Linked DNA regions of Homo sapiens: region 1 is linked to region 2. The links are chromatin contacts, found by Hi-C or POLR2A ChIA-PET in ENCODE. All regions are on one chromosome and are shown on one strand. The core of a region is the stretch at or near the end of the contact, and the rest is flanking DNA. Distances in the headings are between cores, read along the strand shown. Region 1 holds the start of C6orf89 (chromosome 6 open reading frame 89). Region 2 overlaps CPNE5 (copine 5).

Region 1 (4,706 bases), core at 226-2,725, 92 kb before region 2:
GGAGAAAACACAAAAAACTAAGAACAGACGTGGGAATTCACCTCAGATGTGGAATCAGATCAATGTTGAACAAATTTATAGAAAGGACCTAAAATTATCATTCCGAACTAATTGAATGTAACTCGTGGCTCATGGTTTATTCATTTTATGTTTTATTATTTTATTCATTTTTAAAAATGCAGAGGTCGGGAGCCTGAGGCAGGAGAATGGTGTGAACCGGGGAGGCGGAGCTTGCAGTGAGCAGAGATCACGCCACTGCACTCCAGCCTGGGCGACAGTGTGAGACTCCGTCTCAAAAAAAAAAAAACAAAAAAACGCAGAGGTAGCAACAATGTGATGAGGGTTTAAGGTTAGCAGGTTAGGAATCTAGCATTTGGACATTGTTTCTGGTGTGTGGAGTAGCTGTGGAGGAACAGGTATTCAAAGCAGGTCTTGAAAAATGCCTCAGTCCAAGGCAGAAAAGGTCTGACAGAAACAGGACCTCTTTCTGGTATGCAAGTTGGGCTACATGAACCTTTAGTCAAAACTTCAATGTAGCAGAATTGAATTTATTAGTTATTATTTTAAAGGCATGTTATTCCCTAGAGGGAAATTTTGACAACCCAAATTCAAATGAACGAATTTATTAAGGGAGAGACGTCTATAGAAGATCCCACCACAGGAACTACCAAATGAGCCATCAGAAAAGTCAGAATACTAAGTATCTGGAAGTAGTCTCTATTATAAAGTGATTTATGACTAAATACTTTAAAAGAAACATATTTGCGAATACAAAGGCTATGAGGGCTCTGAGACTAGAAAGTGTGGCCTGCACGGTTAACAGTCTTAAAATACTACAAAACACGACGCAGGCAAATTTCCTTCTACTAAGAGGTGATTACAAACAACTATTTTACTTGTGTCAAGAAACCAAGTCATATTTCTTTCTGAAATCCAAGATGCCAGGTTTATCACATACCAAGTACACATTTAAAGAAAAAAAATTATTGCCCCCTAACGATTATTAGAAAAAGATCTTTCAGAAGGGGGTGGGGAATCTACTCTTAATTTCTTAAAAATTCCGTCAAAAGGGCAGAAATCTGGACTTCATTAGCAACGCTCAAGTTATGGACACTGCTGTGATGCCTGAGAACCAAGTTCAAGCAAGGTCCACCTCGTTTTGCTCTCCCCGGCGGAGTCAAAGAAAGTGACAGATGTCTTAAGGGAGTCGACCCCGGGGGAGCTGCCAGGGGATGCTGTCAGTCTACAAAACTGGAGAGACTGAGAAAAGGGATCCGCGCTGGGATAGAGGGTGGTAGCAGCGGCGAGAAGCGGCTGCGCGAGGATGTCAGAGACGGGCGCGGCGAGGCTGTCACAGGGCGGCCTCCCCCCACCCAGCCTCGGGCCCCAGTCACTCACATGCGGGGCTCGCGCCCCTCGGGCTCCTCCCGCCTCGGGGACAGCTGCCGCCGGGCGAGGAGGATGGGCAACTTCCTGTTTCCGGGAGCGCGACCCGGAAGCAACCCCCCACTCCTGGGCGAGGCCTTGTACCCTAGAGTAATTCCTCCTCTCGTCCAGCGCTTCCGCCCAAAACAGAACACTCAGTGTCGTGGCGAGCGCGGGACCTCTCGCGATATCTGGAGAGTGTAGGTTCTTGCTCCCCCTGGCGTCCTTCTTCCGTTCTGGCTCTTTTCGCCCCAGTCCTAAATCCTTGTCTTCCTAATTTACCTGGACTGGCTCACACAGACTTCATAGCTGAACTGATCCATAGAACAAGCATTTACTGAGTCCCCTACTATGTGCCAGGCAGCATGTTAGGCATTAAGGGATGGGAGTGGAAGGGAAATGTAAATGAAGAGCAGCCCCTTCCTTCTGGAAGCTACTACTCTTGAGAAAGACGAACAAATCCCTCCAGTTTTCACTCAGCCCACTCATTAGTGAGAGCTTACTCTGTTGATAAAAGAAAAACTTAAGCCGAATTAAGTATAAAGGAGTTTAATTGAGCAATGGAAGATTCACGAATCAGGCAACCCCCAGAATCACAGCAGATTCACAGACTCCCAGGGTGCCTCATGGTCAGAACAAATTTATAGATAAAAAAGGCAAAGTGAGGCACAGGAATCGGAAGTAAGGTACAGAAACAGTGAGGTTGGTTACAGCTCGGTGTTTGCCTGATTTGAACGCAGATTGAACATTCAGCAGGCTGTGAGTGGTTGAAGTATGGCCGCTGGGATTGGCCACCACTCAGTTATTGTTACAGGTGTATACTATTAAGTTAGGTTTTCAATTTTGTTTGACTATTAAGCTATGTTACAGTTCATCCACAAGGACTCAAATATAGAAGGACAGAGTCCTTCTCAGGCCATATTTAGTTTGCCTTAACAATTCCCCCGTTTTGGTCATTTTCTCAATTTTGAGAGATTGACCAAAACCTTGGTCATTGATGTTATTATCGCTGTCATAAGTGTACCTGTATGGTTTTGAAACTCACTAGGAAACAGTAGAACAGTGGGTTTTGCAGGAAGAGAATAAGGGCTGAGTAGAGGATACCTCCTTATTCTGAAACATCTGTTTACAGGAGAAAAAACCTGGTCTGTTCTAGCATTTTGTGTTTTTTTAAAGCCTTGGTTTGATTATGTCACATTTAGCATGAGTGACTCCATTTTAGTTTGGTTTGGTTTGTTGGTGCCTAGTGCATGAGCTCAGTCCAAAATAATGGCCTCCCATGATTTTGTTTAAAAAAAAATTCCTCACTTTTGGCCAGGTTCTTACTTAGGTGACAGCGTGACCAGAACTTAGGGCCTTAGCGCCACTCTCAGTTACATCATTTTGGGTTTCTGGTCTCAGCATGTCATTCATAGGTTACGGTGCCTTCATGGTCACACATTTCTTTCAGTTTTTGTTATTCCAGTTGAAAAGAGATCATTTGACGTTGTAGAGATGGCTGCATGCAAGCATTTAAAATCTTTGAGAGAATACAGTGCACCAGGGAGACTATTATTATCATTATCGGGCGGATAATAGCAAGAGTTTGGAGTATGCTCCTTACCCAGGGTCCCCATAAGCCAAACCACCTAAAATTAAATAGATTGAAGAATGAGTTAGATGAAGAGTCTCCTTGCTTGACTAAGTGGTCTTTTCACTAATCCCCTACAACTGGATATTTATTTTTATTGTATTTATTTTGTGAGAGGGAGTCTTGCTCTGTCACCAAGGCTGGAATGCAGCGGCGATCTCAGCTCACTACAACCTCCACCTCCTAGGTTCAAGTGACTCTCCCGCCTCAGCCTATTGAGTAGCTGAGATTACAGGCACCTGCCACCACGCCAGGCTAATTTTCATATTTTTAGTAGAGACAGGGTTTTGCCATGTTGGCCAGGCTGCTCTCAAACTCCTGACCTCAGGGGATCCGCCTACCTCTGCCTCCCAAAGTGCTGAGGTTACGGGTGTCAGCCATCACGCCCGGCCAGAATTGTTTATAATTTACATTTGCTGTATTTCTCCATAGGCCACAGGTGTCAACAGCTGCACAGGTACTTTTCTGTTTAGCCAATTCTATTACTTAGTATAATTTTCAAAGGAGAATTTAAAGTCTGTTGTGTAACGATAGCCTTTAAAGTAGAATTTGCTGTAGAGCCTATTATGAGGGAGACATTTCAAATTATTGCCTCTTTTATTCTAAACCATGGAAAAAGGACCTAACAAATGGATGTCTTTCTAGAAGAGTGAAGGCCTCTTGTCAATGTTCTCTTTAATCCATGATGTGGGTTAAGAGGAGTTTTGACTGATTATGAGGCAATGTATGTACCACTAAAGTTTGTTACCTACATTGGGCCTTCATCTTTTATCTATTGAAATATAAGGTTATTCATGTTTAAGGCTGGCTGCAAAATCCTTCACAAATAAAAGTATACCCTATAAGTGCATATAATAGACCCACTTTTAATTTCTATTGTTCATAGAGGCATAAACAAGGAAAAAATATTCAAAGATAAGAGTCTTGTGATAGTAGAAGTTTTGATCTATGATCTTGGGAAAAGCTATTCTAATCAAGGATGCCATCTTCTGGGGAGAAACTTTTCTGGTTAGTTTTACCTTAAGGGTTCCAATGGATGTACAGTTCCAGGAGTGTGGAGGGACCCTTCTCAGCTGTGAGATTATGAACCCAAGGTTTAAAGCTCCAAAGTTTTGCTGTAGTGTGGATGGCAAGGACAGTCTTTCTCTTTCTCTGGTGTTCTCAGACGATCCAATCTGCAGGTTCTAGATTGTGAAGGGATTGTCCTCAGTGAATCATAAAAAGTTTTCTTTGTCTGGTGAAAATACACTATAATCTACTGTTATAACATCAGCCCTATTGCATGGGAAAGCTTTTATACAACCAGAAAACATGCATTGAAAATGACAATTCAGGCCGGGCGCGGTGGCTCACGCCTGTAATCCCAGCACTTTGGGAGGCCGAGGCGGGTGGATCATGAGGTCAGGAGATCGAGACCATCCTGGCTAACAAGGTGAAACCCCGTCTCTACTAAAAATACAAAAAAAATTAGCCAGGCGCGGTGGCGGGCGCCTGTAGTCCCAGCTACTCGGGAGGCTGAGGCAGGAGAATGGCGTGAACCCGGGAAGCGGAGCTTGCAGTGAGCCGAGATTGCGCCACTGCAGTCCGCAGTCCCGCCTGGGCGACAGAGCGAGACTCCGTCTCAAAAAAAAAAAAAAGAAAAAAGAAAAAA
Region 2 (4,793 bases), core at 1,499-3,998:
ATAGCTATCATTTATTGAGAATGGGGGAAAACCCCTGTTTTGGGGGTCTCTATAGCTTATAGAATTTGAGGGCCTCTTGCAAAAAAGCATACAAAATTCACATTCATATTTGCTAGGCCCCTCCCTCTTAGGACTTATTTCTAACAGTTTTCATTCGTAATTTTATATTCTTTCTCTAGGAACATCTGCCCCTGTGCCCACTTCAGTGTTAACCATGTGCTGAGTGTAGCATACCCATTAGCATCTGCTCTTTCCAGCAGCACCCCCACCCGTGGCTTTACCTGGGTTGCCAGGATGGAGATGCCCTATGAGGGAGGGTGTCTGTGCTTCCCAACTCCCAGCTGCCTGGGTCCAAAGCCACTAGTCATTTGGGTCTGTTTCCTTCCTGATCTCACCTGGTCCACCGTTGGTGACAGGAAACACCCTCTGGGGGTGGGGGAGTATTGAGGGAGACTTCCTATGGAGATGGCTTTTGAAACTGAGCCTTAAAGGACAAGCAAGTTCTAAAATATAGAGGTTGGCAGGGCTCAGTAGCTCATGCCTGTAATCCCAGCACTGTGGGAGGCCGAGGCGGGTGGATCACCTGAGGTCGGGAGTTTGAGACCAGCCTGACCAACATGGAGAAACCTTGTCTCTACTAAAAATACAAAAATTAGCCTGGCGTGGTGGCACATGCCTGTAGTCCCAGCTACTAGGGAGGCTGAGGCAGGAGAATCGCTTGAACCCAGGAGGCGGAGGTTGCAGTGAGCTGAGATTACACCACTGCACTCTAGCCTGGGTGACAGAACGAGATTCCATCTCAAAAATAAAATAAAATAAAATAAAATACAGAGGTTGACGGCAATGTTGGAGGAGGAGGTGGACCTTTTACCCCATCGAAGATTTCACATATCTTAGTTTAGTTGTCTTCCTGACTAAACCCTGTGAACAGCTCCTGTTTACTGGGCATCTATTTTGGGCCAGGCATGAGGGTCAGTGTTTTGCTTGTGAAATCTGTGTTAGTTCGCTGGGACCATTGTGGCAAATACCACAAACTGAGTGGCTTAAATAAGAAAAATTGATTTTCTCACAATTCTGGCGGCTAGACGTCGGAGATCAAGATGTCAACAGAGTTCATGTCTTCTGAGGATGGCTGTCTTCTTTTTCATCTCTGTGTCTTCAGATTGTCATCTCTCTGTGCACCTCTGTGTCCTAGTCACCTCTTCATATGAGGACACCAGCCATTGGATTAGGGTCCACTGCCATGACCTCATTTTACCTTAATTACCTCCTTAAAGACCCTATCTCCAGGCTGGGCATGGTGGCTCACGCCTGTAATCCAATCACTTTGGGAGGCCAAGGTGGGCAGATCACCTGAGGTCAGGAGTTCGAGACCATCCTGGCCAACATGGTGAAACCTCGTCTCTACTAAAAATACAAAAATTAGCCGGGCATGGTGGTGCGTGCCTGTAGTCCCAGCTACCTGGGAGGCTGAGGCAGGATAATCACTTGAACCTGGTAGGTGGAGGTTGCGGTGAGCCGAGATCACGCCACTGCACTCCAGCCTGGGTGACAGAGCGAGACTCTGTTTCAAAAATAAAAATGAAAATAAAAAAATAAAAAAGACTCTATTTCCAAATATAGTCACATTCTGAGGACCTGGAGATTAAGATTTCAATACATGAATTTTGGGGGATACAGTTCAGCCCATATCATGATCTCATGTGATTCTTCCAGCAGTCTCCCCATCTTGCAGTCTGGATGCGGAGTCTGGAAAGGGAGAACAGGGGTTCCCAAGCTGCAGCAGGTACCAGTGTCACCAAAGATTGCTGGGCTCCACCCCGCAGAGTTCCTGATCCTGTGGGTATGGGCTCGGCCTGGGAATTTACATTCCTATTAATAACATTCCCAGGACATGCTGGTGCTGCTGGTCTGGGCATCCCACCTTGAGAACCACTGAAGGAGAGGAATTTGCCCAGAAGAAGGACTCCACTTGCTCTGGCCTGTGGCTTTGATCCTGTTTTAATGACTTCCAGAGCAGCCGCTTGTCTCCAAGCATCTGGATGCCAAGTGCGCTGGCCTGTCTGGGTGGGGGTACTCAGCTCATGGCATGCTCTCTCTCCCCCTCTCTCTCCACAGGATAGGCGCATTCAGCCTGAATTCCAGGACGGGCAAACCCATGCCAGCTGTGTCCAACGGGTACGTTGCCAGACATCTCTGGCCCTGGAGTCCTTAGACATTCAGCCAGCTCTGCAAAGGGGGCCTCAGAGTCTGGGCCTCGTCCCTGCTCCCATCACTGCGAATTTGGCCCTGATCCGGGGACAGAGAGTCCTGGGTTCCTCCTTAGGCACCCAGGCTCTTTGGGCCCTGAACAGAGGCCCCCACTCGGCAGTGGGCCCCTCCCCCATCCAAGCTAGAGCTTGGGCATCTCAAGCCCCAGTGGCTCCTGGGACTTCAGGGAGAGGGTGGGGCTTACAGGTGGGGGATGTTGTCTATGAATAGCGGGGCTGGGCACTCTCTGTTCCCTTCCTCTCTCCCTGGCCTGGCTTCTCTAGGCCCCCAATCCCCACCCTTCTCTCCCCCTCTTTCCTCCCCTGTCTTTATCCTTTCCCCCCTGTTCCCCTCCCTTGTTTTGGCTGCTGGATGTCCGCCTCCTCCTCACCACAGAGTAGATCCAGCTGAATCCCCACTTTTCACGTTTGCTCGTTTGCTCGCCAGCTGCGGTGGGCCAGCCTCACTCCACCACCCTGACCATCTGGCTTCGGCTGGCCTCATGCAAATGTGGCCAACGCAGAGCCTCCCCCTCCTTCCCTCCCCTTCTTTCCCGGTTGGGGAGTTCCCACCCTGGCTTCTTTCTCACGCCCACTCGCCCACTGGGGCTGGAGGTGGGGGTGTGCAGGGCAGGGAACCTCTGCCTGGAGGGGCCTCTGCAGAAGGGCATTTTGTTGGGGTAAGCAGAGCTCCCCTGGCCTTCCCTGAGAGCTCTCAGGAATTGAGGTTGCAGCAGCTGGATATGCCACTGGACCAGCTGCAGGTGGGGAAGGGGCCTCCGGCGGGCCCGGGGATGCTCACAGCCCAGGGAGAGCATGGATGCTAATTCACCTGGAGAGTAGAGAAGCAGCAACTGGGGAGGCAGCAGGAGTCAGACAGAGATACAAAGACAGGGAGGGAGGGAGAGAGAGAAAGGAAGGCCAAGAAGGTGGGAGCAGGTTGGGGCTGGAGAGGAGGGAAAGAAGGATCGGAAATAGAAGAAGGACTCAGAGGCAAAGAGAGGAACAGATGGAGAAACATGGGGCGGAGGAGGCTGGCGTGGAGGATTCTATCTCCCTGGGCAAACAAATCATGTCTTTACTACCATGGAGGACCAGACCAGCGGGTGGGGAGGGGCTTTGAGGCACTCAGCTCAGCTGCCCAAGTCTAGGGGGACAACCTGGCAGGCACTGTCCCCTGTCCGTGGCAGGGGATGCCCCAGATGTGGCCCCCGCTCTGCTCACCTGATTTGGAGAGATCTGGGCTGTCCTGCCAGCCCTCCAGGGCCGGCTTCCCTTCCTCCCCTGCCTCCTCTGTTTGAGAGCCTCTCCCTCCAATAGCTGGTGCTGGGAAGAGCTCCATCAGTGGTTCTCAAAGTGTGTTCCACAGACAGCATGCTGGTGGCCCTGTGGCTGGCCTGAGGTGTGAGGCTGGATTTTACCAGCGTTGCACAATTGTGAAGTAAAGGGTGCAGGGAGGGGGATGCTGCTCACTGCGGGCCTTCTCTGTGCCAAGCACTGTGTGGTATATACAGTCACGCTCATTATATAGGGGAGAAAACTGAGGCTCAGAGAGGTACAGGAATGAGCCCAAAGTCACAGAGCTGCTGGACAAGCCGACATTTTCCTCTCCCTCCCAGTGGCCCCTGACTACACTGGGACTCCCCCACCTCTGGCTTAGTCCCAAACATTAGAGTGGGCTGGGATGGTGCCTGAAGGAGGGGGTCCTATCTAACCAGGGGAAGAGGTGGTTCAGTTCCCCTGAGTGGAGCCCCAGCCGAAGAACTTGCCCTCCTGGAGGGATGTGCTGGGGTGGACCGACTTCACGGACCTTGATCTGGTTGCCCACTTCACTGGGGAGCTGCACAGTCGGCTGGGATCTCTCACTCCCAGGGAGACCCCAGCCAAGGCATTTAAGGGGAGGTAGCCATGGGAAGGAGCCTGGGCAAGCTGCCAGCGAGGGCCCACCAGCCCTCCTGCCTTCCTCCCTCCCGTGACACATCAGAGTGGCTCAGAGCTGGACTGTCCCGGGACGCTGGGGGTCAGCTGGGTGTGAGGTGGGGTGGCTAGCCCATGAGGTCTTTTGCCCACAGAAGTGGTCTTTGGATGGAAAGTTTGAGAACCACTGGTCTGGAAGCCTCCGGGTGAGTCTGGATGCTTTTCCAATTCTAGGACTTTCACTGCAGGCACTACCCTTCCTGGTGGGCTCTCGGGGAGCAGGGGGTGGGGCAGCTCCAGGCTCGGGGACCCGGTCCCAGGAAGCAGTGCACTAGGCCACACTGCCACAAGGATCTCAGGAGACTCTGTCTTCTCAGGGGCTTTGGGGTGATCTGCTGGATGGTAGGGGGCGGGGGAGGATGGGCAGGGGGCTGATTGAGGGAGTGTCAGGTTTATGGCTCTGTCTTTGTCTGGCTTTCCATTCTTTCATCTTCTCCTCTCCCAGTGGTGTCCCAGGAAAGAAATGTGGCACCATCATCCTGTCCGCTGAGGAGCTCAGCAACTGTAGGGTGAGTGGCAGAGGACTCCAGCACAGGACGTGGTTGGGGTGGGGGTGATGGAGTGCAG

The links. Hi-C counts contacts between places; a loop is a spot of excess contacts on that map. ChIA-PET counts read pairs that join two places held with the same protein, here RNA polymerase II (POLR2A). Pooled maps may share reads with other maps.
Region 1: POLR2A ChIA-PET joins it to region 2 with 17 read pairs in A673. The contact joins the promoter of C6orf89 here to the enhancer-like site in region 2. A Hi-C loop is called at or near these places in 1 of 37 single-sample maps with no recorded cell type and 1 of 50 pooled maps. POLR2A ChIA-PET finds 5 or more read pairs at or near these places in 10 of 52 experiments (A673, Caco-2, K562 and 6 more).

What each region holds. Positions count from the first base shown.
Region 1 is chr6:36,882,721-36,887,426 of GRCh38, reverse strand. C6orf89 (chromosome 6 open reading frame 89) reads right to left here and starts at 1,475. Exons shown (of 9, transcript NM_001286635.2): 1 at 1,399-1,475. RefSeq lists a silencer at 1,236-1,415 and an enhancer at 1,636-1,715.
Region 2 is chr6:36,791,975-36,796,767 of GRCh38, reverse strand. CPNE5 (copine 5) reads left to right here. Exons shown (of 21, transcript NM_020939.2): 7 at 2,119-2,178; 8 at 4,672-4,735. Among named protein-coding and RNA genes, the nearest start is that of CPNE5, 45 kb to the left of the region's middle. RefSeq lists enhancers at 1,980-2,644, 2,645-3,311. Within about 2 kb of position 2,748, at least 4 of the 41 ENCODE cell types and tissues checked have a DNase peak (open chromatin) inside an H3K27ac peak, as active enhancers do.